2 separate regions of the Mus musculus genome follow, and region 1 is linked to region 2. The links are chromatin loops, found by intact Hi-C in ENCODE. Cell type or tissue: left cerebral cortex. All regions are shown on one strand. Each heading gives the region's core, and the rest is flanking DNA. Links, peaks and the distances in the headings are about the cores only.

Region 1 (16,122 bases), core at 4,317-12,316, 69 kb before region 2:
GATAACAGTCCTGTACCACCATACTTAATTTAATCCTTTTACTTACTGATATTTATGGATTCTTGTTTTCATACTGTTGAGGATAAAACACAGGGTCTCACACCTACTAAGTCGGTGTTGTTCAACTGATTCCAACCTTAATGCTACAAAAACTATTCTTAGCTCTCAGCTGCACACAATCCAGTTCTCACTGGATATGACCATAACTAGACTTTGCAGCCTTCTGGAATTTTCTGGGAATAAAAGGACAAACTAAAGGCATTATAAACACACAGAGATTTTAATAAATTTCATTTATATATGGAAATCAAACAGCACTCAGATCTACAAAAACAGCTGATTAGAAGCTATAACAAAGGAAAGATCCCAATTAAAATAGCAACAAAAATAAAACTCTTGTGTAAACGTAACAAGAAGTATACAGGATTTATAGTTTGCAATTTTAATGCAACTGAAGGACACAAAGGCCTAACAATGCTAAAATTTGCCTCGTTTTTAGATTCTTATCATTATAAAGTTGTCAAAAATAGGGGACCTATAAATTTCATATGATCCCAATAAAAATACCAAAAGGACATTCTGGAGGGAACTAAATAACTAGTATTAAAATTCATGTGGAAAAATTATCAAGAATAACCAGGAAATTGGGGGGGGGGGTTAGAGTAACGAGGAAGGCTAAAAGTACCAGGTTTAAAAACTGATTGTAACTCCTTGATAATGAGAGCACTGTGACTGTAAAGACCATGCAGAGCCAGTGGAAAAACCCAGAAGCAGATTCAGGGGCACAAGAGAATGCTGCACATGGCTTGGATAGTGTTAGTTCACAGGCAAGAAACAACAGCCGTCGTTACACCTGTGTCAGCAACTCCAAGAAAGATTCTGACCTCTGAAAGATTTAAATGAAATCATAAACTTCTTAATCAAAGTAGATGTTAGAACTCTTTCACAATCTCATGTGAAATGATGGTAGGTTAGTGAGTTTTAGTCTACAAAACGTTTGTACAATATGTATAAAGCAAAATAATAATAATCATTTATTAATATATTGATTATTACTATAATACATTAAATGTTATTGTTAGTTATAATTAATACATTATTATTAGGAATAATAATTATTACCCGGCAAAAAGCCAAGATATATACAATGACTGGGGATTTGAACTCACGATAGACAAATGCTACTTTCCTTAATTACTAAGGTTTATATTTTAAGACTTAATATATAAAATGATACAACTAATAAAGAGAAAAAACCCAATAACCTAACGGGGGTGTTAAAATGGGGACAGTTAAGAGAAAAGAGAAGCCATGCTGCATGACTGCCTGGCCAGGTAAGTTGTGACCATTGGTGCAATGTTTCCAAGTCAGCTATGGCAGAAGAATTGCCTTCTGATTAGAACTGAAGCCCGCTCCACAGGACAGAATTTGCATCTGGCAGAATAAACCTGGGCAGAAGCCCATGGTTGGGAGTCTAACAGGGAATCTACAGCTGCTGTTTTGTTAAATGAACCATGGAGATTGCCTTTGAAATAATTACGTTTGTTTCCGTACGGTCAGCAAACCTTTTTTTTCCCCCACAGTGGACAGAGGTAACTGCATGGACTCATAACTGATCTGAGTGCTGAGAATAAGTGATTACTTAATGCTCACCTATAAACAGTGCATCTACATTATGGTTTCTGAGGTTCAAAGAATATTGTAGAAGAGAGCACAGACAGAATATGAGAGCTGGGGTGTTGTGGGACTTCTGGATATGACTTGGCCACAGCACTCTTGAACTCACAGAGCTGTGATTGTTGTTCAAGATTGGTCATGTCAGCATCCTACTGTGGAATGAGGAGGAACTCAGAGATCTCCATGAAGATCTATAAGCAGTTGATGGTTGCTAGGAGGACAGAGGTTTTCTTCAGTGCGGAAGCTACGGGCAAGTCACCCACACGCCTATAAAGAATCTCTCCTCCCTGCAACCCAAATGGAACTCATTGAGTTGTTAAAAGCATCTTTTAAAGATATGAAAGCAGAAGGGGACTTAGTTGGAAAGCAGAGCAACAGGAATAGGAGGGAGACAAGAGAAGACAGTGATTAAATGTGACCAAATGCATGCATACATTCACAATGACACCCATTGGTATGTGTAATATATGCCAATAAAAACATGAAAATGTGAATCTAAAAGCACTTGAACTTGTGAAAAAGATGCTAATTCCATTTCTCAGGAAAGAAAGGACATCTAAAGCTATAAGAACACCACCTTCTATTATAGAAGGTTGAAAATTTCAACCTTTTGTCTTAGATTTGATAACCCGCTTATAGTGATGTGGGCACAGACATTCAGACACTGTTGATGAGATGACAAACTGGATGCATTTGGGATGATAGGGTCTCACGGTGTAGCCCAGGCTGGCCTTAGACTCATCATCTTCCTGGGCCTTCTGCATGTTTGGGATTGTAGGCATGCACCACCATATCTGCTTCAATCATTTTATTTATTGATAAACACCTTTCTCCAAACTATCTAAATTACAAACTCTACTACCCTTTGAATAAGCTATCTCATTTCTAGGCATCTATTCTGTAAATCTGTTTGCAGTTTACATTCATGAAATGTGACATCCTGCATTACATGGATGAGCCAAGCCCAGTGCATGGGTAAGCATACAGACTGAAACAAGAACTGCTGCGTACAGGTGTTCAAAGTCAGGCTAGGCAGTGTGGCAAGAATCCTCATTAACAGAGACGTGGGAGGGAACAGAAAATACGGTAAAGTACTTTGTCAAGTGAAAAGCAAGATATGGGGAAAGAGGAGGAGGAGAAAGAAGAAGAGGAGGAGGAGGAGGAGGAAAAGGAAGAGGAGGAAGAGAAAGAGGAGGAGGAGGAAGAGGAGGAGGAAATTGGTTGTCTTTGAAGAAAAAAGCCAGGAGGGAGGAATGTAAAGGGGAGTGTCTTCACACTACCTAGCTTTTAGTACCCTATGCATGTAGACCACCTCCCATCCCAAAGTGCATTCTAGTGCAGTCTTCTGATTGTTTCCTGGCTCTTGGTTTTGTGACTCTAGAGAGACTGTGTTGGTGCAAATGTGCACCAGGAGTACCCAGCATCTCTTGCCCAAGCCTACTGGAGAAAGGGGCTGGAGTTCTGACTTATTCGCTCTGAGATCTAGAAGGAGAGACACAGAGGTGACTGTTCTTCTCGTTTCTTACAAAATGCCTGACAGAAGTGATTTCAGGCGGGAAAGGTTCACTGTGGCTGCTGGTTGCCAGTGACTTCAGTCTGTGGTGGTGAAGAAGGCATGGTCGCAGGAACCAGTCCGTGGAAGCACTCAGTGACCAGCTGTTCTCAAGATACCAAACCAGGAAGTGGAAGAAGCTGGACTGAAAGCTTCAAAGCCCTGCTGCCATTGGTACCCTACTACTCTCCGTGACACCCCTGCCTTTAGTACACCCCGATGACACCATTACCCACAGTGACACCCTCTACCCATCCCTCAGTGAAACTCTACCACCAGTAGTCCTACTACATCTACTAATGGTGCCACCATCTCCTAAAACAGTATTCCCAGCTGGAGACCAAACTTTGAACCAGTGAGACCGTGAGGGACATTTCCCAGTCAAAGTGGAACCTCATGCCAGGAGAAACACTAAGTGGTGGAGCTGAAGACAAACAAGTTATCTAGGAAGGTGTGTGGCCCCCTCTGCTCTGTGGGAAACAGGGAGTGAGAGATCTCAGACAGCTGGAGAATCACAATCAAAGGCATGAACATACAACCCAAATTTTTACCTTACTGGAGTCATTGCCTTAGTTAAGGTAAGGTTACTATCGCTGTGATGAAAACACTATAACCAAAGCATCCTGGGGAGGAAATGGGTTTTTTGGCTTACGCTTTCACATGACAGTCCATCATTGAAGGAAGTCAGGGCAGGAACTCAAACAAGGCTGGAACCTGAAGGCAGAGGCTGATGCAGAGGCTGTGGAGAGGTGCTGCCTACTGCCTTGCTCCCTCTGGCTTGCTCAGCTTGTTTATAGAACTCAGAATCACCAGTCCAGGGATGGCAGCACCCACAATGGGCTGGGTCTTCCTCCATTCATTACTTACTAAGAAAAGGCCCTACAGGCTTTCCTACAGCCTGAGGCACTTTCCTAACTGAGCTTCTCTCCTCTCAAATGACTTTAGTCTGTGTCAAGTTGACATAAAACTATCCAGCATTGTCACTTTGGACCTTATAGTCCAGAGAGTAGATTTAATGAATGCTTGTGCAGAGTCTCCATAACCAGGCATCTATGACTAATGAGGATCCCTGGAGTTCACTGGCCTAGTTGAATAAATGGGTGTAATGAGAGACACGGTCTCTGAATGAACGATGGATGAATGAATGAATGAATGAATGAACAAATAAACAAGGTAGGTCTGGAGCAATGGCTCAGAAGTTGAAGACACATATTGTCCTTGCAGAAGACCTCAGTTGAGTTCCCAGCACCCACATGGTGGCTCAGAGCCATCTGTAACCTCAGTTGCAGTGGACTCTGACTCCCTCATCCGACTGGCTTGAACACAGACACACTCGTGATGGGTATGCATATTGGTGTAAACTAGGTTCTCTGCCCGACTCACTGGACTGACTGGCCTTTCAGGAATTCAGAGGCAGCAGCTTGGGTCATCACCCACTGCTGCCAGGAGCACATTTCCACTGTGGCTATGGTTGCAAAGTGTCAGGGTCCCTTTAAAAAGGCCCCAGCTACCCTAGATTGCTTTTTCTGTCAATGTTCTGTCTCTCTGTTTGTCTCTGTCTCTGTCTCTCGTGTCCCCACTCTGAGAAGGCCTTTCACTCTTCCCCCACCCCTAATAAACCTCTTACATCAGACATGTTGCATGGTTTGACTGTATAACTAGCCCCCCTCCACCAAGTCATGCAAAGTTACCCCCAGCTTATCCTAACACACATCTGCAAGCAAAAGACTTACTTGCACACATAAAATAAAAATTCATACTCATGGGCTAGGTGTGGTGGTGTTTAATCCCAGTATTTGGGAGGCAGAGGCAGGCATAACAAAAAGAAAGTACTAAGATGGATACACACACACACACACACACACACACACACACACACGTGCACGTATACTACAAACTTGTATGCATGATCGCCCCCCAACACACACACACACACATACGCACAAAAGACAGACACCTCTTTCCTCCCAGTTTTGAAAGCCAAAAGTCCAAAAGGGAGGTGTGACAGGGATACATCCTCCTGAACCTCTCAGGGAGGGATGCACTATCCTTGTTTCTTCCTGTCTTTGGTGATTTGCTGAGAATCCTCAACCTTGCTCACCTCAGTGAGCTCTCCTCTCCCTCACCAGCTGCACAGCACCCTGCCCTATGCGTCTGTCTCTTCTTCCTCTCTTCTTCTTTCCCAGCTACCAATAGTATTACATTAAGACCACTGGGCTGGAAAGATGCTCAACAGCTAGGATCACATACTGCTCTCTCACGAGACTGGGATTCAATTCCCAGCACCTACAAGATGGTTCACAACCATCTCCAATTCCATTTCTAGGAAATCCAGTGCCCATTTCTGGCCTCTGAGCGCCCCAGGCAAGAATGTGGTGCACAGACATATGTGCAGGCAAACATTCATATGTATAAAATAAATAAATATTAAAAAAAACAACAAAAACCCTACACCAGCAATGGTCTCAGCTAATTCTACCTACAGTCCCCCTACTTGCAAATGGAGTCATGTTCTGAAGTGTTGGGGGTCAAGACATACACATCCTTTGCTTCTTATGCATTTAATAAAGGGATCTCTGCAAGAAGGAAGCAGAGGCAGGTGTGGTCTACAAACGGGAGGTGTGGTCATTCCCTTACGCCCACTCACTACAGTGTTGTCTTTGCTGTGCTTTCCGAGTTGCTCACTTTCATTCTTTCTCAACAGGAATCCCTGCGAAGTAAGTCATTTCCATGTGTACTCAGTAAAACCCGAATTCAGCAAAATGTCTGCTCTCATCAATTCCGAGTATTTTACCAACACCCAGGCAAGAGATCTCCGTTCTTTGAATATTACCCCAGTCCAATAATAGAGCATAAAATACCATCATCCCTTGGTCAGGGATGCGGAGACTGAGGCTCAGAACGAGTATGTGGCAAACGCTCACACGACTCTCCCACGCCCAGAATTTGGCTCCAGAGGGATTTCACGTCTCATGACAAAGCAAGCACATTTTCATTATGTTCACATTATAGAACCATGTGTTCATCGTAAGTGCTTTCGGAGGAGGGAGAATGAGATGTGGGGGAAATGGTCCAGAGTCTCTGCCCCATCCCAGATACTTCCAGGCTGATCCCCTCCCAGGGGCCCCCTCCTTCTCTCTGACGTCTGCTCTCAACATTTTCTCTCAAATGTGTGCATCTCTGACTATTTTTAGTGCTTGTTTTTTATTTACATAAAGAGAATCTCCTCCTCCAAGTTGCTTTGGTACTGACATTTTCCACTTAACAACACCCTGGAGATTTTTTTCCCCATGTCAGCAATGTTCATACCCATCCTGAATGTTACAGAACAACAGAAGGACCCGTTTCTGTTGCTGCTGCCGGGTGTCCCTCCTGACCCGCACCTGTGCTCCAGCTAGCCTGTGGATTTTCAATTTCCCCCCTTTCTCTGTTTCTTTCTTTTTTTCTTTTTGGTGGGGGATGGGTAGGAGAGGTTTGGGGCTTGAATTTACAACCTTCCGCTTGCTAGACACACATTCTACCATTGAGCTGTGCCATCGGCTCCACAGTTTATGCTGATTTGGAACAAGGCCCTGAGTTCTAAAAGGTATGGGCTTCTCCCTTTCATCTCGATCGCTGTCCAGTGTTTCGGAACACAGACCTGCTGTGGCTGAGGAGATGGCTCCATGGGTAGAACCGCCTGTAAAGTGCAGGCATGAGGACCTGAGTTCGAATCTCTAGCACCACATAAAAAGCTGTGGCTGGTGTCTGTGATCCCTGGGCTGGGACAACAGAGACCGGAGAATCCCTGGAGCTTGCCGGACAGCCTAGTCTAATGCATGAAGCCAGATCCCAGTAAGAGATTTTATTTCAGAACACAAGGTGGACTGTCACTGTCATGTAATCCTGTGCTTCTGCTGCTGTCCTTTAAAGGTGAAATGCTCTCCACAGGTTCAGGTGTCTGAACGCTTTGTCCCAGCTAGCGGCTGTTTGTGGGATGTTGTGGAACCTTTAGGAGGTGGGACATGGCTGGAGGAAATCAGTCATCCTGGCATGGAGCCTTAGGGACTTATGGCTCCTGGCTTCCTGTATCAGCATCTGCTTCTTTTCTGGCTCCACTACAGTGGACTGAAATCTTCAGAGCCATAAACCAAAATGGGCCTTTTGTCCCCTGTCATTCTGTCGGGCGTTTTGTCACAGTCTTGATAAAAAGTTTCATAACTCATACCAGTACTCTTGGGTCTTCAACCTGCCCAACAGGACAGTCCCCAGCAGATGAGACCTTCCATAAGACCGTCTGCCCCCAGGAGAGACACCCAGGATTCATCCTGCCCTGCAGTGGGATCCCTCAAAGGAGGCCCAGCTCTCTAGATCTCTCCATACACCCCTCTGTCACTACAGACACCCCTCTAGGACAGTGGCTTTTCACCTAGATAATGCTAAACAAATCTCAGCTTGGGCCTGAGCTGGGATTTGTTTCTTCTAGGAAAACTGATAGAATTGAATGAGGTTGGGACCAAAGAGTTGAGATGCCTTTTAACAATTTCTATAGATAAGTTAGGAGCTGCTGACAGGGGCTGGAGAGTTGGTTCCATGGTTAAGAGCACTTGTTGCTCTTGGAGAGGAGCGGGTTCAGTTCCCAACACCCATATGGTGCTTCACAACCATCTCTAACTTCAGTTACAGGAGAACTGATTTCATTTTCAAACTTCCAAGGGCAGCAGGCACCCACGTGGTGCACGCTCACATACATGCAGGCAAATCGTTCATACCCATAAAGTAAAATAAGCTTTCTTAAAATTCCTGTAAAAAAAAACAAAAACAAAAACAAAAACAAAGGATCTCCCCACCCCTCATTTTGAAACCAGAAGAGGGAAAATGTATACACAAAAGAAGCAGAACAAAACCACCACCATCACCACCAACAACAAGAACAAGAACAACAACACAGCAAGTAAAGAAACTGCATAGCCCTTCCTCCAGAGGCTAGGGGTGCTATTGCCAGACACTGAGGAGCTCCACTGTTAGGCCCCAAACCATCCTTTCCACCAGCTACTTGCTCCCATTATAATCTAGGATTCGTCCACCCTGAGCCCCACCCTATGCCCTCTTCCATACCTCACCCAAGCCCTCGCCTGTGCCTGTGCCTGTGCCTGTACCCACGCCTGCCTGCTTTTCTCACTACTCTCTCTACACACTTTGCCTGTATGCTCTCTCTTGCTCTCTCCACTGCTCCCTCTCACTTCCCCAGCTCTGGTCCTGTGCAGACAGCTTTTCTCTCTGCTCCGGACTCCTCCAGATGCCTCTGGGTCTTTTCTCACTCTCGCCCACAATCAAAACCTTCCCTCTAATGGAGCAGTTTGTGTTGGGAGCACAAACCACCTGGCCATCTCCTAAAACACTCTCTCCTCACTGGGAGCCCAACTCCACATGACCAACCCAGCTTTTGTGTTCCAGAAGACCGCCAGTGTAGAGACGCTAATCTGGGTGACGCATGTCGGTGAAGTTGTGATAATGTACAAGGGAACACTAGGCAAAACTCAGAGTTAACCACACAGTGACTGACCAGCGGCTGGGAATGACAAGGTATCTGAGTCTGTTCATTTGCAACACATTATACCAACGCAGGTGGGAATGAAAGGCCACCAAGAAAAGAAGCCAGCAAATGCTTACCATGATGGCAGGAAAGCAGAAAGAAGCCTTCCCCACTGCTGGCAATGATAAAACTGATGCAGCCACTATGGAAATGAGCCCCCGGGGCATTCCTCAGAAACCTGAAACTACCTACTATGACACCTAATACATACACTCCTGGGCACACACCTGAAGGACTCTAAGTCAGCACCCTACAGAGACACTTACACAGCCATGATTCACAATAGCCAGTTACGATGTCATCATCAGACAAACCATAAAGAAAGTGTGGCTGTTCATCTGCAATGGGATATTACCCAGATAGTAAAAAGCACCGAATCCTGTCATTTACAAGAAAATGGATGTCTCCTCATGAAACAAGTCATGCCTCTCACGTGGAGAATCTAGACTTTTTTTTAAAGAGTTGAAAGCAGAAGACTCTTAGAGACAGGAAGGAGACCTACAGGAGTGGGGAGGGGACCGGAGGACGGGGAAGGGTAGTTAGAGGGTGGATATGATCAGAGTACCTGGCATATATGCATGAGAACGTAATAATGAAACCCATTGATTTGCACAATGAGTGTACACTAATGAAAAAAAAAAGAGAGAGATGCTAATTAGTAACAGGGACACCTTGGGGGCAGGGTCACATATATGAACTCCCTGCACCCCTATCAACTTTTTTTCTTATAAAGACAGAACTGCTACAAAAACTAAAATGTATTTATTAGGGAAAGACTCCCTCATACAAAGCCTTCCTTCTCAGAGCTTCAGCATTCCCAAGAGGCTAGCTGGGATTTTTCTGTCTTTAGATAGAGGAAGGCAGGATGACCGAAGCCCTATAAACACCTTTAGGGCTTCACATATAAATAAATACAGGTGCCCTTATCCCAGCAGCCCCAGCACTCACCACGCACAGAGCCGCTCACCCGAGTCAGCATCCTCTGGCTCCTGCACCCACAGAAGGGGCTGCTGCAGGGGCTCACAAGTTCACAGCCCTCTTCATCCAGGATTCTGTAAGGCCACACAAGGGTTAAGGACCTCCCCGTGGTGGGAACCTCTGATCTTTACTTTTCTTCCTCTAGATTTCCAGGGTCCCAAGACTTCTTTTCAAACAGAGGTTAATCTGATTAGAGCTAAGGTGTTAATAACCTAAATGAGTGCCATTAAAGACCCGAAGATAACATCTGCTGTGTAAACCAGTCCTCAGTGGAGGCCAGCAGCTGGAATGTCAAGCATCCTGCTGGCTCAGAGCTGGGGGAGGAAGTGGTCTCAGGTTTTGGGGGGTCTCCTGCTGTCCCCCAAGTAATGCCATCTTCAGAACAGCAGTGTGTGGATTGTAATGTAAGCCAGTAATGACTCTGAGTTAGACACAGAGCTTGTCTCAGCACCCACAACATCAGCTCACTTGGTGGGGACCTGGAAAGGAAGGTAGTCTCCATTCTGCAGAGGAGGTTTTTAAGCTGGAGTTTGTCAAGGGGACTCATTTGGGGGGGCGGGGCTCAAACTTAGTTTGAATACTACTGTAATCCTTTTCCTTTCTAATCTGTAGCTCCCAACCCACACCCAATCTCTCTTTCAGCAGAATTTATATGAGGCAGGATTTCCATCATTGCTGCTGGTAGGGCGGGGTTCTGGTACCTGCATCCCTCTGCCAGATATGGCCTCCCTCCTCTCCTCCCACCTTCTGGCCCTGCATAGATAAATCACAAAGCAGAAAGCTTTGGCCCTCAAAGACCTCTACCTGGAGCCACCCATCCTTGGGAGCTATCTGGGATCTGGTGGTTGACTCAGTGAAGGGCACCCACCACACATAAGAGCAAGACTGAGTACAACTCATCAGTGCCTTCCATGCACACCTGGGTCGTCTGAAAGAGACCTGAGGCTGGAATGCTAGATATGACAGAAATGAGGTTCCTGCCTTCAGAAGCTCCAGATGTGCTAAGAGAGAGCTGGAAAGACAGGGGAAGAATTGAAGCCACTAACAAGATTTATTTTTTCAAAATGCCACCATGGATTCCGATACTGGGCCGGTTTGACTGACAACACAGTCGATTTTTCTTTTTTCTTTTATTTTCTCTTTTTTCCTTCTCCTCTTCCTCCTCCTTTTCTTATTCTTATTCATAGTCTTTTATTCTTTCAGATAGGGTTTCTCTATGTTACCACTCTAGCTGTCAAAACTCCAGATCAGACTTTGTAGATCAGACTTGCCTTGAACTCACAGAGATATCCTCCGGCCTCTGCCTCCTAAGTACACCATCACCACCTGGGCTTCTATTTGTCTGTCTGTCTGTCTGTCTGTCTATCTATCATCTAAGTATCTATCATCTATCTATCTATATCTATCATCTATCTATTATCTATTTATCTACCTATCGTCTATCTACCTATTATCTATCTATCTATCTATCTATCTATCTATCTATCTATCTATCTACCTATCTATCTATCCATTTTTTGAACACAGTTTTTTTCTACCACTGTGCTTGCTTTGATCGTTGATGGAATTGTCAATGCACACGTAAGACAGCCCTGCCCTTCCCCTACCAGATCCAGTTAAGCTTTGTGTTGCAATGTTCCACATGCTGGTCCAGGAAGAAAGCAACAGGCATCCATTTAATGCAGTCAGCTGTTCCATAGACAGAATGATGCTTGGAAATGATTGCAAACCTCTCCCTGCCATTAATTAGTGATTTATCTGACCAGCATATGTTGATCAAATACCCAGTTTGTGCCCAGGAATGTGCCGAGCTGTGAAGAGCAAGACAGATAACAGTCCTGTTTCAAAGACCTCTCCTCCAAGTTGGGCAGTGGACCCGATCTTGATAAATAGATTGATCATTTATGTAATATGAAGTGACCTCAAGTGCTAGACAGAAGAAGAGATCAAGCTTGGAAAAGGGTAAGAACATTCTATGAGAATATAAATCTGATAAAGGGAACTGTGCCTCACAGGAACATCAATGATGTAAACTACCTAATCAGCATAGCTGGAGCATTTAAAAGTAAGTCCAATGGCAAAGACAAATCACAGTAGAAATGAAGGCTTTACAAACGATCCAACCATGGCTGCGATTTGACTCAGGCTCTGTGCAGGTGGCAGTTTAAGAATTGAACATCAGATGTGGTTCAAACCTCTCTGTCACTTGTGAATTGTGTGACCACAGGACATTTGCATGCCCACTTTAGTCTTCGACTCCCTCAGTTAGAGTCCTGAGAGAATAAATATCTATCTGAAGACAGAATCTTAAGTTATGAACTTTAAAAACAGGAAGTATCTGTGAAGGACTTGGACCCAACAAGCTCTTCAAGTGTATGGTCACTATGGCCATTTGTGTAAGAAAAGAAACACATTCCTTAGAGATGCCTCAGTAGGTATTTCTTTCCTTTAGACTTGCTGTGTGACCAAGGATGATCTTAAACTTCTGATCCTCTTGCCTCGAGCTCTCAAGTGCTCTACCATGCCTGGTTTATGCAGTACAAGATATTGAACCAGGGCCCACCATACATAACTATGTATGCTACAGTCCCATGGAGCTGGTGGGCATAGCATTTGCAGAACCAAGTGTGGCCACATGATGTGAATTATGTAGTCTGTCTTTTGTTACCCCCAGCTTCACCAGTCAGCAAGGAATTTTTCATGCACATGGTCCCTCACCAGCCAAAATGTTATTCTGTGACAAAGGGTATATATTACTAATATTTGTTCCCCACAATTGAGACTGGCCAAACATGTCACCTCACCTCATTATCAGTAATGGTGCAATAACTCAGATCTACAATGTTTTGTTTTTTAACTTCTTTTTATATATGTTCCTTTATTCCATCTATCCCCTGAACCATGAGCCAGAGTAAAGCTTTCTTCCTTTAAATTGCTTCTGTCTGGTGTTTGGTCACAGCAACAAGAGAAGTGGTTGACTCTGTCTTGCATTTGAAGTTCCAACTATGGAGTGCTGCCTGTTATGTTAATCTTCATCTTGTTATAAATACTTCCTGTATTTGAACACTTGTGTTCTAACTATCCAATTGTATTAGAAGCATGTGTACAATAATGACCAGTTGAGAAATGGGTTGTGAACAACTTCAATCAAAATTGTTGTCATTATCATTTGTTTATAGTGTATAATGTTCCAGACACATTACATACATGTTGTTAAAATTCCTTCCCTGAGGATGAGCTGTAAACACCACCTACCCCTTCCCTAAGAACCTCAACCCAAACCAAAGTAGATTTCAGCCAAATTCATCCTGGAAACCAACGACTTTATTAGGCTTATTACATAGCAATGGGTGAGGTGTTACAGGTAGTCATATGGGTAGCCTTAAGCCACACTGAATGATCTGTACCCAGTATGGCTGATAACTTCCCTGAGGCTACATAGATGGAGCTTCCTGCCCTAGTCCTTTTCTCATCTATATACTCCAGCCTCTCTGTATTAATCAGGGATCTCTAAAGAAACAGAACTGATAGAAAGAATATTATACTAAAGGTAATTTATTAGAGTGGCTAACAGGCTGTTGTCTGTCTAGTCCAACAATGAATATCTCTTGCTCCAAAAAAAAAAAAAGGCCATAAATTTAGTAGTTATTCAGTCCACATGGCTGGATACCTTAGCTAGTCTTCAGTCATGAAGAAGTAGGTTCTAACACCAGTGAAAGAATGCCACAGCAGCAGACTAGATGAACTTGCCAGTAAGAGTGAGGACAAGCAGGCAAAAATCAAAGCTTTCCTTATTCCATGTGCTTTTATGCGGGATGCCATCAAAAGGTGTAGCCCAGCTTTAGAGTGAGTCTTCTGACCTCAGATGATTCGATCATGAAAATTTCTCAACACCTAGCTGCTTGGGATTCAGTTGATTCTAGATGTCTTCAAGTTGACAACCAAGATTAGCCATCACAGACTCCTTGAGGCTTTGTACAATTAGATTTTCATACAGATGGCTTGGAGGGCTGCCTGGATACTCATGTGAAGGTCCCATGATGCACTGTGCCCCTTATATAAAAGTAGGTCACAGTTAACATGGTCAGCTATGACTATCTCTTGCAAACAGATCTGATGAAAATGAAGGCAGTTTGGCTCTGAGGATGTCTCTTCATAAACATGTCAAGAAGACATTTACAGAAGAAATCATTTGCCTGAGGATGCAACAGCACAGTTCTCACTGCAAGAGAAATAAAAGAGAATGTGTTCAGAGCCAGATATGTGTGACCATGTCCTAGGAGCATGGGTTTAAGTTGCTCCAAGTGACACATTCCAAACAGACTTAAACTGTTCATAGTCAAAGAACAAAGACAGTCAATGCATTCACCACACATATTAGGGACATTAGGTGGTCTGGTTAATGGAAGCAATAGGTCTGTTAATAACTTATTTAATTAGCACACACCAAAGGTTTGACCTGATAGTCAAAAGGTCAGGTTATAAAGGAGGCTAAAAACAGCTCTCTACAATCTTGGCTTCTGATCTGTATCATTCCCACTCACTCCAGTCACAAAGCTCTAATCAGTCTACAGAATCCTCAACTCCGGCATAGCTTTTCCAGGACACTTCAGTTATGTGCACACACACACACACACACACACACACACACACACACACACACACACACAATTTTAAGAATGAAAGTAGCACCTGAACTGTGGCTAACATCAAAGACTGGTCCTCTGTCTGGCTTTCCTTTAATTCTGTACAATATGCCTACATGCTCAGAGATCTGTCTGCCTTTTCTCCTGTAGGACTTAAATGCATGGACAGTGGTGTTTTCAGCCAAGCTTACACTGTTCCATATCATAAATGAGTAAGTGAGCAGCTATCTGCAAGAATGCCCAATTGGGAGAGGGGAAAGGGAGGCCTTTTTTTCTTGCACATGTATAGGAAGCAGACAGCAGTGTCTGTCTTTCACGAGAGAAGTCCCCTTAAAACTGCTTAAAAGAAACAGACAAAGATTAAAGGGACTTCTTGAACCCTTTACAAAGAGGGGGCCTCTGAGCATTCCCTTACAGAGAGCAGAGACCCATCTTTCAAGTGGTATTGTTTAGACAGTGCCTCACCTCTGTGATGGGATGGGGTCCTGGGGTTGAACTTACTTTGAAAGGTTCTCACCACTGCATGATCCTTAAATCATGGCAGAGGATACAGATTGATGTCAGTATGGGGCAGAGTATAGAGAGAGGGGTAGGGGTTTGGGCCAGCTTATCTATCAACCCCATCTTTTTGCCTCCGGCCTGTTTACAAGACCCTCCATCTGGGCTGCCTCAAGTAACCCTCGCTCTTTCTTTAGGAGAAAGCATTGTTTTTCTTATACCAACATACACCTAAAAGGTGAAATGAGGAAGAAAAGATTTCTGTTAGGTGAATCCAGTACCAACAAAAAACGTAACTGCTTTCCCTTGAGTCTCTCCAAGACATTTTCCTGTCACCTTCTCCCATACTGCTTATATAAGTTTATCTTAAACAAATCAATACAGCAGGAGGTAAGTCTTAGGCTACCACTAGGGGTGAGAACCACCAGTGCAAAACACAAGAGTGACAACCAATGTGGATGACAGACACAGATTAAAATAATCTCTAATGCCAAACACCAAGGGCCTGCCCAGGGAATCTCTTAGGGAAGACATTGTTCTTTCCCTTCAAGATCTTACTCATGAATCATGGAAGATGTAGATATTTCATTGAGTGGCATCCAAGTCTGAGAATGTGCCATACTGGAATTTAGAAATTTAACCTGTTTGTATAGTGCCTACAAATAAGCCAACTGGTCAACCTCATTGCTGCTAACACATCTGATCTTGGCTCTGTCCTCAGTACTAACCATTCTTCTACTCACCGATCTTATATCACACTTTTCACAAGTGTGCCTAGGAAGTACATGGACACTTTTACATGACCTTGAAGAAAGTAGCTGAAGGGAGATCTACTGCCTACTTCAAGAGAAATGAGACTCTTACATATCCCAAAACTTCTGTGTCCCTTATCACAGATCTAAATCCATGGCTTTCATCACTATTATAAGTCAGTGTTTAGGGAAATAGCAGTGTTGTAAATCCTTTAGTATAACAGGAGTCCATCTCTCTGAGGACATCTTGCTTCTAGATAGCAATCAGTATGGGTAAATGGAAGTTCACTGTAGTAACAGCCCTGGTCCTGCCTCACATGCCAGTAGGCAGTTTCACTCCTAAAGTAGGTGATAATCTGTGTTCCAGGTTCCATCAGGCATTCTTCATAACTTCCTTCTGTAAGAGCCTGAGGCAGCAGGAGGCAAGATGTATTGAACCCTCCA
Region 2 (16,122 bases), core at 2,747-10,746:
ACCCCCGACGCCGCCCGCCCGACGCCCCCCACCCTACCCTAGATTTTGCTGGCAAATTCACTTTTAAAGAGCAAATGAGTTTCCAGGGCTATTTTCGGCCGGGTGAGGCGTGTCCTGAAGTTGAATCAGACAGGAAGACGGGAAGTTTGGGTCTTTAACTTTTTTTTTTTTTTAATCCAAGGGGGAGATGCGAGGTGGGTGAGCCGCCTGCAGGCCCTGGCTTCTGAATCCATTCCCAGCTTATCCTCTGCCACGAGGGCTCTACCTGGGTCCGCACCGACACCCACCCGAGGGTCGCTACGATGCACAACCTGGGAGATTGGGTTCACAGGTCTGCTGTCGGGTGGCTCCTGAGTATGCTTTTTGCACTTTAGGCCGCTTGGTCCCGGTGTGGGAGCCTCCAGCCTGGGCTCTTCATTTCTCAACTCTGCCCCACCCCCTCCCCTTTCTTGCAGTTTAAACCGGGTTTTCATGTCTTCCCCCACTAATCTTTCTGAGCCTTTTCTTCCTTAAGCAACCATCGGGTCTGGGAGGTTTGATTGCCTGACCACCCATTTGTCCATGAAGTAACACGAACAGTGCTCTATTCTTCCGGGGAGCCAGGGAAGAGGCGATGACCCCCAGTTCCTGGACGGAGATGTCCCTGCTCCGAGGTGACGGGATCCGAACCAGCAGCACGCCGGGTTGGAGCGTCCTCAGGGTCACCTGGCTGGCTGGTATCCGCCAGGTGAGCTTGTTAGAATGTGTGCCTAGGTGGCAGGTTCCTGCAGAAATATGCCTATAAACACCCAACACCCGGCTGCACCTTACACCTACAGGCTTTGTACACTTTCCAACCGAAACTGCTAGGCGCAAGAGGGAGGGAGACGGGAGGGGGCACGTCCTGGAGGGATGGAAGTTCGGGAAAACTCGTATTTGGCTGAAGTTTATCACTCTACCTGGGTCCTACCCAGTAAAGGATCTTTCCACCTTCGGGGGTTTAAAAAAAAAGTAGTGGTGGGGAGAAAGAGCTCTTATTAATCCTGGCGCCACCCCCGCAGCAGAGCACACTCGTGCTTCTGCACACCCGAGTCCACACGCAAGGAAATAAGTACACTTGCCCCTAAGGCATACCGGCTTTTCCCATGTGCTAGCTGGCGCACTTTTTATTTAAAAAAAGAAGAAAGAAAAGAAAGGGAAAAAAAGAAATGAAGATTTTTCAACACGTGGTCAGAGTGGCAACCGACAGAGAAAACACAGTCCCAGTCCCAACCTCTCCAGGGACGTGCTGCCAACCTCCGCACCCTCTCACGCCGCACCCCACGTGCGGACTCGCAGCGACGTTCACCTTCGGGAACCCTCATTAGTAGGAGGGGGAGGAGGATGGGGAAGCTGACGCAGAGGGCCTCTCCTGCAGGACGCGCTTTAACTTTCCCATCTCCAGACAGAGGGGCCTCCGTCCAGCGACCCTCTTCCCCCCTCCTCCGCAGCCCTCCCAGCCTCAGGCCACCTCTCCCACCCCCAAGATCCCCTCCCCGCTGGAATTTCACTGCAAAGCCAAGAGTGGGGGATGGAAGAGGCGAGGGGCCCTCCGCTGGCTCTGGGAGAACCTGCCACCCAGACTTTATCCTCCGGGTGGGCTAGCCCCGACGACGACCACCCGCCTCTTTTCCGCCCCCGAGCTCCGGATGCTGTCTTCACTGGAGATGCGGAGGAGACTAGCCTTCGAGTGGTGTGGGGGAATAAAAGGATGCCGCCCCCCCTACCCCCCCCCCCCGCCGCCCAGCTTCTCTGTTGAGGTAGATGAATACCTCAGTACAGCTCTGACGCCCCGTACTTTGTGCCCCTCTGCAGGAGCAGTGTCAGATCTGCTCCTTGGAGGTGGCCCTGGGGAAATTTTGAGTAATTGCTTTATGGGGTCATAAAGCATAAATTCATATATCTGTGCAGGATAACACCGAGACCTCTATTCGGGAAACCCATCTTGATTAAACCCCACAGGTGATGGACAGAGTGCACTAGACAAGCGTCACCTTGGGCGCAGGACGGTTCCGTCTTAAGTTCGCAACTTGAGTTTTTCAATGAGTTCTCCCCCACCCACCTCCGAAAGCTAATGGCTTCCATTGCAATTACACATTTTCCTCGCCCGCCCCTTCCCTCCCCTTTCTTTACATGCAGTAGATTGGATACTAATTCCCGCTGCCATTGATAGGGTCCGAGGAGCCCAGGCCCCTGTGCGGGCCTAGCCCGCCCGGGTCCCCGCTCTCCCTCCGCCCTTCCCGGGCTTCCTTTTGATGTAGCGGAGAAGGCTTCCTACTTTAAAAAAAAAAAGTAATCTGCCCGGTAACAATCAGCGCGCAGTAGCAGGAGCCCCAGAGCTATTGGCTATGCAAATAGAGGGAGGGGAGACGGCGCCCCAAACTCATACTCACCCTTTTAAAGTGATATCCCCTCCCCCCGCCCACCCCTTCCGCCCCACCCTCGTTTAAAGGGGCTGGCCCAGGGCTGGAGTTAATCGCTTGCACCTCGGCTTTATTGCCTCCCCTCCCGGGCCTTTCCGAGAGCCCACGGGTGGTGCTCCCACAGCGTGCCACCCCCTCCCCCCCCCAGCCTCAGCCTCCGCTAGCCTTAAGCGTCCCTGATCATCCCCCCTTCTTAAGGAAGGAGGGACTCAGTGCCCCCCCCCGTGTGCCCAGAGAGGTGCAACCCACGCCATGCTATCTGCACGTGCCAGCGTGGCCACCATGCGGGGGCCAGTGGTTCCTCGCCCCTTCCTCCCTCCTTTAATATAGTTAAAGGCAGGGTGGGAGCAGGAAGGAGGTGAGGAAACGCCAACGTGTCCCCCTCTACCAACAGCCTTGACCACAGGATGCTTTAGAGCACATGTCAGAGCCGACCCCAAAATCCTGGCGGAAGGATGAGGCGCGAGACCCCACGGGGTCGGGGATTGAGGGGTGCAGGACTCAGGAGCCCCCGGGGAAAGGAAGGGTGGCCTTGCTGGCGCAGGGAGAGCCAAACCTAAACCCTCCCTCTCCCCCTCCCTGGCCCCTCCCGAGCCATTTCCTAGAAAGCTGTATCAATGTGGCCACGCTCCGCGCAGACACCTAGGGCGGCTTGTCAGCAGATGCAGGGGCGAGGAAGCGGGTTTTTCCTGCGTGGCCGAGGCCCGCGGAGGAACCGCTGCTAGCCCTGCCCCCGGTCTGGGGCCGCTCTGAGAGGCTGGCCGCGTTGCCCAATGGCGCCCCCAAGAACAGAAAGGTTTCTGCAGGAGGGTCATATTCTACTAGGCTTAAGAAGCACCCCTTTCTCCAACATCCACCCCTTCCTCCTCTTCCTCTCCACGCACGTGGCTCGGGGCGGACAACAGCTTGAAAGTTATCAGGAGTCTAAGCTTGAGGGGCATAACCTTTATCCCTGGTTTGGCGAGGTTGCAATTTTCTCAAATAAGCCTTTCCTTGTTCCTCATTTAGGGGTCTACTTCTAAGTTATCTGAACTCATCCACATGGTAAATCTATCTACCTGAATCTTGAATAATGGGCTGTTTTTCTGATCACATTGCAAGCCTCCGAAGTTAGAGAGCACACACGTACACACCCTTTATGCCCCCATGGTATGCCTACAGAATGTCAGAAAGGATAATCAATAGGAATCCATGGGGTTTGTGGGTTCCCCTATCCGAGGCCCCTAGCATGCGGGGCTGGATGGGGAGAGGGCCTCGGAGAAGTAGGGAGAGGGGTTGGGGGTGGGGAGCGGGGATCGTGTTTGAAGTTTGGTCAGGCCAGCTGCTGTGCTCCTTAATAACAAGAGGGAAGGGGGGGGGGAGAGGGAGGGAAAGATTGAAAGGAGGGGAGGGACGCTAGAGGAGGGGAGGAAAGGGGGAGGAGGAACCTGAGAGGGGGAGGAGATCTAACTGCCCTTCCAGCTTGCGTCACTGCCTGAGCGAGAGAGGAGAGCGAGCTGAGGAGAGCCGGGCAGTTCGGAGGGAAGGACCGGTGCGAGTCAGGCGGCCCTTGAGGCTCCGCTCGCCCACCTTCCACTCTTCTCTCTCTCTCTCCCTCTCTCTCTTTGCCATTTCTTTCCTCTCCCAAATCTCCCATTCAGCCAAAGGAAGGAGGTAAGGGAAGCACTCCCCGACCCCCCCGCACCTCCAAAAAATAATAATAATAAAAAAAATTTACAGTCGGGACCGAGTGGTGGCCGGCTGGCTATGGAGCTGCTGTGCTGCGAGGTGGACCCGGTCCGCAGGGCCGTGCCGGACCGCAACCTGCTGGAAGACCGCGTTCTGCAGAACCTGTTGACCATCGAGGAGCGCTACCTCCCGCAGTGTTCCTATTTCAAGTGCGTGCAGAAGGACATCCAACCGTACATGCGCAGGATGGTGGCCACCTGGATGCTAGAGGTAGGTGTGCGGGCGACGCTCTCAGGGAGAGGCAAGCCCAGCCGCTCCATCCCTACCTCCAACACGCAGAGATCCTAAAAACTGCGGGAGAACTACCCCTGCGCTGGCCTCCCCCGCTCGTGCGCGAGGTAGCCCCGCACCCTTGGGCGAGACGCTAATTCTGTCCCTTGCTAGATTAACTAGTGGAGGAAAACTTGGGTGAGTGAGGATGTCCTCCCCCCCCCGGGGGGTTGGCATCCCGCGCGTGTGCCTGCATGTGGCTTCCTCGTCTTCCCATCTCCATTTCTGACCTGTGGTGTGGAAGCAACCCCGGCTGCCTTCAGTGAGGCCCCAGAGGGTGTTGCGACCTAACAATCCATACCAACATATAAAGAGCCCCCCCCCGCCCCCGACTCTCAGGGTTGGGGCAAACCGTCTGAGCCTTAGGACTCCGCGTTGGCACTTTGGCAGGAGGTGGGGGTGGGGGAGAAACAGGGAATTCAGGAGAGCCCCGGAAGTCATACTGAAAAAAACGTGCGTTTAGGGCAATCTGAAAGAACCGCTGCTTTAGCCTTGCTTGCAATCTTTGCCGAGAGAGCAGGGTGCCCACGTATGCACAGCTCTGGACCTGCCGTGGTTTCGCCATGTTGCTTTGCAAACTCCATTTACAAGGACTGGCAACATTCGCCGGCGCCCCCACCCCCTCTCAGCACCCCATGATCCTGGGCACCCTCTTTCTGATCGTGCCCTCTTCCCCAGCCCTCGGTTCACCAAGGTTACTTACAGTTTGGCTGCTTCTTGAGCGCGCAGATTTGGGTGGGGTAGGAAGCGGGGGAGGAGGTGTGTAGAGCAGGCTAGGGGGCACCCCCAAATGAGAGGTCAGAGTCCCGCATGCCTCCTGGAGGGGGGTTCCCTGGTTTCGTCTCACCCAACCCCCAGCAGGCACAGCCTTCCTAGCTACTGCCCTTGTGGGCCGCAGCCGAACACTCCGCAAGTTTCCCCCACTGAGATCTAGAGCCCCTGGGGTGGAGATACCGACCTTACGGACACCCGAAACCTCTTTTCCAGGGAGCCTGGGACCTCTCTGGGGTTTTCAGGCCCACAGAGCGTTTCTAGGATTTTCCCTCGATTTTTAATAATTTTTTGAAACTGCTCCCCCCTGCTCCGACTCCAACTGCGGCGGCCGGCCGAGGCGCGCTTCCTCCTCCTCCCTCCCCCTCTCTCCTCCACCCACCCACCGAACAGCGGCCCCTGGACCGCCGAGACCACCCTGGACATTTTTTTCAATTGTCGGGAATGGTAGAATAGGATCTGAGGATCCGAACGAGACCAAGAAGTAGACTTTCGGAGCTTCCAGAATATTTTTATTGATTTTTTGAAAAGATGACGAAATCCAAAAAAGAGTGAGTTGGTGTGCTGAGAAGTGAGCCAGAGGGAACGGCAGGCGGCGGCGGCTCTGGGCTTTGCCTTGGGGTTTGTGGAGGTTTTAGTTCATCACCTTTTTCAGCTTTGCGGGAATACCCGAACCCCAGGAGCCCTTCGGATTTACCCCACCGTTCTCATCTCTATTCTTACTATCCTTTCTACTCTCCTCCCCCTCCCCACACACACATAAAAAATTCTTTTTGTTATCTCAGATTATGCTTTTATTTTTCTTTTCCCTCTGTTTCTGATACTAATTTTTCCCTATCCCCCTCGGACCCTACCCCACTCTTGATTGTAGGTCTGTGAGGAACAAAAGTGTGAAGAAGAGGTCTTTCCTCTGGCCATGAATTACCTGGACCGTTTCTTGGCTGGAGTCCCGACTCCTAAGACCCATCTTCAGCTCCTGGGTGCAGTGTGCATGTTCCTAGCTTCCAAGCTGAAAGAGACCATCCCGCTGACTGCGGAAAAGCTGTGCATTTACACCGACAACTCTGTGAAGCCCCAGGAGCTGCTGGTAATGCCGCCCTCCCTGCTCCTGACTCTGCCCTTCCCCATCACACTAAGGCCGCCACACTAACCAAGACTGTAAGAAAAAAAAAAAAGATGTCCTTTAGTAGGAGAGAGCTAGTCTTCCCACATCAGGGAGTGAGCAAAGCTATCAGTGCCTCATGGAAATTCATGAGGGTGAAATTCTGTTGTGTGTGTGGGTGGGGGGGGGGCATAAATAGAATATTCTAGTTAATGATGTTATAATTAAGGTCCAGATTTCCACTGAACCCTGAGAACACGGTCTGATTTCTCACATTCTAGTTTGTGTTGTTTCCCAAGACCCTGGAGGTGTAACAGGTAATGTCTTAAAGACCAATAAAGTCTCATGGACAAACATAGTAGCTGATCACTAAGTACCAACAAAGCACTAAGTATGAACATATTAACTTGGATGCAAAATCAACATCTGCCTTTCTATTGGTGGATCTGAAGCATGAGAGTTCAGCTCCAAAAGGCACAGTGACCTGGATACAGTCCCCAGGGGGTCCTGTCTTGGTTTTCTCCCAACCATCTACCTTTTTTTTTCTCATGCACTTCCCCCTACCCCCATGTTAATGCCACACACTGAAGGTTCTGCAGCTCTCTTTTACAGTGGTTTGCACACCTTGCACTGGTGAAAGAAGACCACCCCCTCTATCGACTCCCTCCCCCTTGCTGCCATTGCCTGGGCCTGCTTAATCTCCTGGGCAAAGACTGGCTTCTTGAACTGAGCCCTTTGTGAGGAGCCGTCCTTTCTGGGTCTGTGCTGCCACCTAGTGGCAGACATGTGCAAGGCTGGGGGAGGAATTGCCTAGAACGCAAAGAGGGGCCTGAATGACTTCACCTTTGAAACACTGCCAGATTTCAGCTGCTTCTGGTTTGGTGTAAGAGGCCCCTAAAGGTGCTTTCTTCTGGAAGATCTGCTTCTTTCAATAATGGTGCCAGAGGACGAGTTTGTGCTCACATTGCCCTGGAAGAAGGAAGGGTTTGGGATTCAAGCCATTTCTGATTTTTACGTAGTTAAGGAATTTTTTTTTTTTTATCCTAACTTCCTGCAAAAAACCCAGGCAGACTTGAAAGCTTGTGGGGAGGAAAAAAAAATAAGATTAGAATTGGAGGCCAGCTTGTCTATTCAAAAAGAAAAAAACAAAACAAAACAAAACATGAAAAAGAATCTTCTATGTGTCTGGTGTGCTGGAGGACTGGAGGTATTTTTCAAGACACCCTAATTTTTCCAGGACCGGCAAAGCTAACTCAATTCTCCAAATAAAGTGTGCCAGCTTCCCATCTCCTCCCATCCATAAGTTATGCACCCTAGAAGAACCTTCCTATTTTACACGTGAGGGGAGCTTGCTCCAGGAAACACCATAGCTGGTCCAGCTGACAGGGGCTTTATAGCCGGTCCCCAAGTTTAGCAGATGGAGCCAGGTGAACTGAAGAGTCAGTCACTGCCCGGCAGTAGTAGCATCCTGCGCTTTTGAATCCTACTGATTGACCAGGATCATTTCCTTTTGTTTGCACCCCCCCCCCCAACGAAACCAAAACAAACAAAAATTGGGACCTTTGCATAATTTCAAGCTAGCCTCAAACTTCTAGCCTTAAAGAGGTAGAATCCCAGACATGCACTTCCAGGTGTGCATCTCTTTGGGGTATTATTATATTTAGTCCAGTTCATTTGAACATTATTCCCCATGTTTATTTTACAAAAGGAGAGGCACAAAGTAGCCTACTAGTGGGGTGCAGTGGAGCCCCCTAAAAGAGACCGTTACAGCCCAGTACATGGGCTGACCCTGTTTAAGCACCTCCACATTGCCCCAAATCATAGTGTGCAAAATGGAGTCACAAGTGACCACCTCAGGCCCTTTAGCCATGAAGACAAAGGCCAGTGAAGATTTAGGTGAAAGGGTGAGTGTCATATCCCAAGACTTCTTCATGGTGTGTCAAAGGGGAAGGTGTTGGCAGCAGAGAGGGAAAATGATACTCTTCCCCCACAAGGAAAGGCCAGCGAACTGGCTGCCAAGGAGTTGGGCCAAGGAGGCTTCTGCTATTCTGCATCTGTAAGCATCATTTTTTTCCATGAGGAGTAAAGAGACTTAGCCAACAAATTCTCACCGCAGCACCACAGTGGCCTTAGCTAGATCTTACTATAGGCCCACCTTTCTGAGTGGGCAGGCAAGAACATTTTGTGGAGTCAGGGGTAGGGGTGAGGTAGGAAGAAAACTAGAGTAAAGGCTGGTCTTGGCAGTAGTTACCTGGCCTCTCATTATTTTCAGTGGAGCCTGACTTTTTTTTAGCCCAAGAAGAGCCAGGAGCAACTTCAAAGCATGAGGGGCACAGTGACAGATGAGGCTGCAGTGGAGCCTTAAGGAGCATCTTCAGAGCTGGCCGGGAACCCAGCCCCCAACCCGGGCCTGGAGTCAGTCTATGGATTCTTAGAGCTCTGCCCTCTTCCTCCCACCCTTTGCAGGAGTGGGAACTGGTAGTGTTGGGTAAGCTGAAGTGGAACCTGGCCGCAGTCACCCCTCACGACTTCATTGAGCACATCCTTCGCAAGCTGCCCCAGCAAAAGGAGAAGCTGTCCCTGATCCGCAAGCATGCGCAGACCTTCATCGCTCTGTGCGCTACCGGTGAGAGGGGGCTCACGGGGCTTCCACGGGGCCATGGGAGGTGGGGTTGGGTGTCTAGGCAAGTCTGAGTAAGCCAGCCTGGAGCCTCGCTCGTGCTTTCTCGGAACTAGAACATTTTCTCTCTCTGCTTCACTCGTAAGTTCTTTATGAGGGCAAGTATGGTAAGGGGAAGGGAGTCGGTGCCTGCTAAAATATTGTTTATGGTGTCTAAAGTGCCCTTTGAAGATTATAGATACTGCTCTCTGGTTGTGTTTAAATCTTTAATCTTTTGAGGAAAAGGACGGCTTGGAGATAAGCCCTAAAGGGAATTTAAGGAAGGTGGGGGCAAATATAGGTTAAAGGACCAACGACAAGATAAACATGGTGCCCGCCCTGATAAGGGGGAAGGAATTCCTTCACCGTGGAGCTGGTTTATTGCCTTCTTGCTGTTTCCTGTTGACAAGGGAGTGAACCTTTAAGCAAAGATCCGTTTATTCTGAGCTCTGGAGAGGATTTTTGATACATAGCTTTATTGGCTTCACACCTGGGTAGAAGACCCTAGCACAACATTTCTCAACCTGTGGGTCGATACATCCCACAGGGCTTACGTATCAGATATCCTGCATATCAGATATCCTGCATATCATATATCTACATAAGAAATCACAAATAGCAAAATTACAGTTACAAAGTAGCAACGGAATGGTTTTATGGTTGGGGGTCACCACGGTATGAGGAACTGTATTAACGGGTCACAGCGTTAGGAAGGTTGAGGTTGAGAAGCGCTGCCCTAGAACCTTGGGAATTCGGGGGCCAAGTGTCAAAAGTTCATCTCCTCAGGGTTAGCAGGTAAAGAAAGAATTGATCATGAGTGGGGTGCAGCTCAATTCATCCAGGGTTGTTGAAATGTGTTGATGTGATAGGGGGTGGGGGGAGGTGGAGTGTAACATTTTAATTCCTTGTAACATTTAATTATGTGTTTGTATAGCTGATGCTATAATGAACAATAGGGCCTGTGCTTTGTTGGAAGTTCAGAGGTCAGGCAGACTTCGTTACTTAGCACTGAGTGACCTCGCTCAGGCTGTTTGACCTCTCTGAAGTTCATCTGGGATCTGCAAAACAGGCCTTTGGATGTATCCTTCCCTAGCCTTGGTGGAGTGGGCAGGGAAACTGACCCACAGAAAAGCAAGCCTGGAGCTTCCTGCGAAAGTTCACTGATGTTGAGAATGGCTCCAGTTAAGGTGGATGCGGAAATGGATACAGCCTCTCACTGGCGTGCCGGATTCCATCTCCCTGTTTTAGAGGGGTGTGTGTGTGTGTGTGTGTGTGTGTGTGTGTGTGTGTGTGTGTGTCACGCACACGCGAGTGCGTGCACGCACTCAGTTTGCGTTGGTCCAGCAGCCCTCGGGGCCCTGCATCAGGCCTTGTAGCACACTTGTGGTGTCCCAGCTCCTTCGTGGAGTCCCCTGCTGTTCCTACAGTCAGGGAAGAGGATGACAATAAGAAGCCCCAGCCTTTGCTACGCTTTGGACAGCACTTTCAGCTCCCTGCTCTTCTCTTGCTGACTGGCCTGGGCTCTAGAGGTCAGTCCCACACTGACCTGCAGTTTTGTTTCCTAGGAACTGTCTCTTTCCTCTTGCAGTGATTCAGGGTGGGGGAAGGGTCAGTCAGCCTTTTCTCTCTGGCCCTAGGACACCTAACCCCCCGGACTCATAAATTCCCACATCACCCAGCTGCCAGTGGCCAGAGTCCTGCTTTGACCTTATCTTTTGACCAACAGGTCTTGGGGGGTGGGGGGAGGCTTTCACTTCTTCCTCCCTGATCTTGCACTGGGGTGGGGGTAGGGCGATAGGTGGAATTACTCGGGCTTGGATGGATTCCTCCAATTCTGTATAGACCACAGGTCCGTTCTGTGTTCTTGGGGATCCCATCCCCCATTCTTGGCCATCTTGTCCAAATCCTTGGGGCAGCTGCCAACTTTGGGGCCCAAATATGGAGCCTGGGATTCAGTGACTAGGGGCAGAGGCCCAGTGGGAGGTAGGGGCAGTCAGAAAGATGGGCCTGTTGGGGGCCTTGACCTAGCTTTAGCCAAAGAGTGGGAAGGGGTCAGAACCATGTGCCAAGTACTGCTCCAGAGGCATGGACTGATGAGAAAGTGGCGGAGGTGCTCAGGCCTCCTGGGGCTGGAATGGGTGGGCCTGACCACAAAGCCCCCATGTCTCTTCTGGTCTGCATTTGGGGTCCTGCATGTGAATAAGCTTTGGAGCCCTGCCGGTATGTGGGTGTGGAAGGGTGGTGGAGGGGAGTGTTGGGGCCAGCAGACAGGCAGTAGGCTGGACAGCCTAAACCCAGAGGCCTGCTGCTCTTGAGGACGTTGAGCTTCTGGGGCCAAGATCTAGCGAACCCAAGTTCACTAGCACCCTTGAATAATAGTAGGCTCAGAGCAACTCAAGGACCAAAGATGGGAGGGTGCTCTTGTGTGCCCCATCACCTCACACCCTCAGTCTCTTAACTCCAGTCCTGAATATTCCACCCTGAACCTGAGGATGGCCCAGGGTTTTGAGGGTTCACAAAGGCGTGGGAAGGGGGCAGTCCCTGAAGAGGTGGTAGGTAGCCAGCCCTGGGGAGACGTTGCTAGTTTAAGGGAAAAGCCAATTGTGAAAGAGCTGGCAGTCCCTCCGAGGGGGCGTGCTGAGCGTATGTGTGTGTGAAAGGGGAAGAGAGCGTGGGCAGTCCGGGGGCCCAGGGAGGGAAGAGTGTGGCCGACCAGCAGTCTTCCTTTATGGGGTTCTGGGGTAAGGTTGGTGGCAGGGCAAAGAGGTGTGTCCTCCTTTCCGATCCAGCCTACAGTGGTTTCTGAGAGAGAGGTGGTCTGGGATTGCCTGGAGCTGCTCTCCCCGCTGGCCTTTGTGGTGGAGGAATTTTAGGTGGGGTGAGAGTGTAACTGCAGCTCCAGCCCAGAACGTGTGGCTCTGGAGAAGGCAGAAGTGGACTTCTCTCTCCTGGAGGGCTCCAGGTCAGCAAACAGGGCAAAAAGCACCCCCTCCCCCCTGGGGGTAACCAGGAGGCTACCATCAACCTTACCATACTGAGCACATGATTTCAGTGGTATTGAGTTTAAACTTGGTACAGATACCCCACACCTGCCTCTTTTTGCATTGGGAGTATTGCTGTGGCTGCTGGACCCAACTCCCTGTGTAACCCTAAGGTAGGGTAGGAATCCTAGGGTACAGCCAGTCTTCTCTTAAAGGTGTTCATTTGATTTCCAGACAGTGGTGGCCCTGAAAAGTCTGGGGACTTGACTCTTGTTCTAGAATGTAAGCCAAGCCTCTCTGGTGGCCAGGAAGGAAGAATGAGACCCACATTTCCACAGTGCCTCTGAGCTGCCCCTAGAGGGCAGTCATAGGGCTGGGCGGGGGGGGGGGGGGGGAAGAGTAGCTTGTCGAGCTGAAGTTCTGTAACTGATATCGCTATCTTGCGCCTCATCTGGCCCTGAGATGAATGAGAGCTTTTCTCCAGCCACAGCTCTCTTCTCTCCCTTCCACCAAGCTAAATCGCCATTAATAGTTATTGCCTTAAACCATAAAGGATAGGTTGTGCTGAACCCTTCTGGGGGGTGTCAGATGTATGGATGCTAAGTGACATCATGGGTGTCCTTTGCTGTCCAAAGAGCACCCCGGGTCTGTCTGGTTCTTGAAACCTGCACCTCACCACAGGTTGAAGGAGAGGAAGAAGCCGAGACATCAGACTTGTTGGTTGGGTTTCCTCCATCACAAACCGATCTCCCTCCCCCTAGTGGACAACAAGAGTAAAGCAGCCTCCGGGAGCCTTTTGTTAGCACTACTCCTGGCTCCTGCTTTTACTCCATATTAATAAGCTCATTGGGCAGGACCACAGCATCCCACTTTTAAATCCCATCAGTGTAGAACAGTTTGGCCAGTGAAATCTCATGGTTTTTTTTTTAAAGTGCAGATTCCAAGTTGGTGGTTATAGAGTGCTTCTCCTGATTCGGGAGCCACCCCAGACACCCAGCTGCTTCTGTGGAGTCCTGGATATTTGGTACCACGAGGAGGTGGCAGATGAATCTAGGGCCCATGTGGTTGGCTTCTGGGCAGGAGCCCTTTTATGTTTCCTTTCGTGGCATGTAGGAGAAAACGTTGAGGGTTACTCTAAGCACAGACTGGATTGGGGTCTCTTTAATCAGAGGTCCAGCACCCCTAGTGAGTGAGCAGTGGCACTGAGCAGTCGTCTGACACCCCAAGATTCCCATCCTCTGTACTGGGTCCTTTGCCTGCTCCCACCAGGAGGGAGAAGGTCAGGCCTGAGGCTCCTCATAGGAGCTTCCAGGCTCTGGGTGAACCACACCAGAGTCAATGTGGACTGGTGGCAAGCAGGGTGAGGGTTGGGAGCGTGGGTGACCGATGTCTGGCATCTAAGGTTTACCCTGAGCCAGGTTCTATGCGTGAGTTAATAGCATCGGCTCTTGTAACTAATCCTCAGGATAGCACGGTGGGAAAAAAAAAAGGTAAATTAGTACTTTTGATGTTGTTTTTCAAGATAGGGTTTCTCTGTATAGCCCTGGCTGTCCTGGAACTCACTCTGTAGACCAGGCTGGTCTTGAACTCTGAGATCTTCCTGCTTCTGCCCCCTGAGTGCCACTACCACCCAGCAAATTTGTAGGTCAGAAAAATTCCTTTCAAAGATACCCATAGAGTGTAAATGAAGCCAAGTATGACACACCAAACTGGGTTGTACTGCTGGGTAGTAAACTGGCTACCCAGCCATAAGAAACTGCTACTTCTTGGGAGCACCTGTTTTTCCACTGGGGAAGGAGTAGATGTGCGTACTGGAGCATGGAATAAAGAGCCAGTCAGACTCTGCCCAAGAAGGACTTCTTTCAGTACTTAATAAGGGAAGAGGTAAATACCCCCTCCCCGGCCTGACACCTGCACCCCAGGTCAAGCCGCACACCCCTTCTGGCTCCACATGCTAACCCTGAGTTGGTTTTGTTAGCAGTGTGACTTCAAAGTTCTGCAGGAATGTTGGGTGAACTCCCTATCTGATGCCCCAGCACGAGGGGGGGAACTCTGAGAGCACTTCAGTGCCCTGTCACTGACAGGTGCTCTCACCCAGGGCCTCTGTGGGCCCAGGGCCATGGGCTGGCTACCTCATCTACACTATGAATGCCACACACAGCAGCTAACAAGTTTATTAGATAGAGAATGTCTCCTGTAACCCATATCGGGGAGACTTACAACACATCAAGAGCCAGGGAGGGAGGTTGGCTTCATCACATCAGCCAGGATAGAGAAGACATAGGCAGGGGTCAGCAGCCAGAAGGAGTTGGGTGAAATCCCATAGTATATGGCCCTCAAAGTGAAAGTGATGAGCGGTGGAAGGAACAAAGCCAAGGAGACAGACAGATGGCCAGGCCTACCTGGCTCCTGGGATTGAGCCCAGGTGAGCAGGGGAGTGTGTGTGGTTCGCTGATTTGTGGGGTGTCTAAGAACAGTCGAATCACGATGCTGAGGTACAATGCTGAGGTACTGGCTCTCTCTCCATTGTAAAAGCCTCTCTGTGATGCTCTGCTGCAAGAGGGCATTGCCCGAAGAGAGGGGAAGAGTCCAGGTTGCTCTGAGCGTGCCGTGTTCAGCCCAGGATTCTCACTCTGAGCTGATGTGTGACTCATGTGTCCCTCTGTGCTCTGCCTTCAGTCTCCACTGGACTTACTGGTGTCTTGGTACAACTAGAGATCATTCACTGGAAAGTGGACCCCATTTCACAGCTGCCACTCGATGGTGACACTGTCAACTCCTTAATCTGTGAGCCCCAAGGCAGGGGCAAAGACAAGATCAACTTGACAGTTCCCAGGTTTCATTCCATCCACAACGTCACCCTCCATGGTGGCTTTGTGTGTTAAACAGATATCACACGCAATGCATGCATGTTAGCAGTTGGCAGGATTCTCCTCTGCATTGAAACCAGCAGTTCATGGATCACAGTTCCATGGATCCCCTTAGAGAATCACTCAGCGGTGAATGAGTTTAAGGTCCCAGGTTGCCCCTACTATTTAAGGTGAATCCCCTGTCTTAACTCTTAGAAAAATACAAGTGTGGTTAGAATTTGTTAGTCTTTAGTGTTTGAGAAAAGCCCTGTCCTCGGCCCTAACGTTCTGAAGATCCTTAAAATAGGGTTAAAAGTTGAGACTCAAGAGAATTAAGCCAACTCACCTTATTCTGCTTCTACATTTAGCTTACATGCACAAACATGCAAAACGCACGTATGTATGCATACCATATGCCTGATGACTGTGGAGACCGGAAGAAGGTATCAGATGCCTTGAGATCGGAGTTGTAGACAGTTCATGTGAATGCTGAAAATCAAACCTGGGTCCTCTGAGGATGGAATAAGTACTCTAGCCACTGAGTCAACTCCTCAGCCATGGAAGATAACATGTTTTAATCATCTCACTAAAAGGTTCCAGGCATGTGTTGACTTCTTGAGTAGTTGTCTGGGCACAGAGTGTCTGGGACTCAGAGCCCCGGATGACTAGCTGTGTACTCAGATAGGCACCCTTTCTCTCCTGCCTCTGTGTCTTTGAGAATATCTACAGTTGACAAGTCAATAAGGGCTTCCTGTGGAAGGAGGGAGTCAAGGGAGACAGTGGCTGTGGATCCAGGGGTTCTAGGGGCAGCAGGTCTGCGCCTTCCAGCTTCTGCGCATCAGCTGTCTGGCGAGCACTGGGCCCCGTTTTCCTTCTGGGCCTGACTTTAAGTTTCTGGTTCTTTGCAGACTTCAAGTTTGCCATGTACCCGCCGTCGATGATTGCAACTGGAAGCGTGGGAGCAGCCATCTGTGGGCTTCAGCAGGATGATGAAGTGAACACACTCACGTGTGATGCCCTGACAGAGCTGCTGGCCAAGATCACCCACACTGATGTGGTAGGTACCAGCTCTTTTGGCTGAGTCCCCTTGGCTGAAACCCGATGTCTCTCCTCAAGTTCCAGGAAGGATGGTTGGTTTATGATGGTGGCTCAGAGTCTTTTTGTTTGCGTTACTGTTTTCTTGGTATCTTGTCTTTAAAGGTCAAACTCCAGCAGATTGATGCCTTCCCTCGAGGTGTGTGTGTGTGTGTGTGTGTGTGTGTGTGTGTGTGTTACTAGGGGTTGGGTTCTCGGTATCCCAGGCAACCACTGTACCATTGAG

The links. Peaks named below come from ENCODE experiments on the same cell type or tissue, not always from the same donor. Only the 100,000 strongest peaks of a DNase experiment are listed, where the experiment ranks them.
Region 1: a loop joins it to region 2, with 2.1 times the contacts of the local background. A loop is called at or near these places in 2 of 42 quality-filtered maps.

Annotation. Positions count from the first base shown.
Region 1 is chr6:127,209,382-127,225,503 of GRCm38, reverse strand. It overlaps 9330179D12Rik (RIKEN cDNA 9330179D12 gene), which reads right to left. Exons shown (of 3, transcript NR_040274.1): 3 at 13,085-14,004. Among named protein-coding and RNA genes, the nearest start is that of Ccnd2, 66 kb to the right of the region's middle. In left cerebral cortex, for the core only: a CTCF peak has its summit at 8,213; a DNase peak (open chromatin) is centred at 6,175; H3K4me3 peaks cover 363 bases.
Region 2 is chr6:127,138,839-127,154,960 of GRCm38, reverse strand. Ccnd2 (cyclin D2) reads left to right here and starts at 3,913. Exons shown (of 5, transcript NM_009829.3): 1 at 3,913-4,379; 2 at 6,082-6,297; 3 at 8,779-8,938; 4 at 15,710-15,858. The coding sequence starts at 4,188. It overlaps 9330179D12Rik (RIKEN cDNA 9330179D12 gene), which reads right to left and starts at 5,572. Exons shown (of 3, transcript NR_040274.1): 1 at 5,398-5,572. In left cerebral cortex, for the core only: CTCF peaks have their summits at 3,240, 5,803 and 7,084 (motif pointing left); DNase peaks (open chromatin) are centred at 5,506, 5,792, 6,161, 7,083 and 5 more places; H3K4me3 peaks cover 3,636 bases; H3K27ac peaks cover 3,343 bases.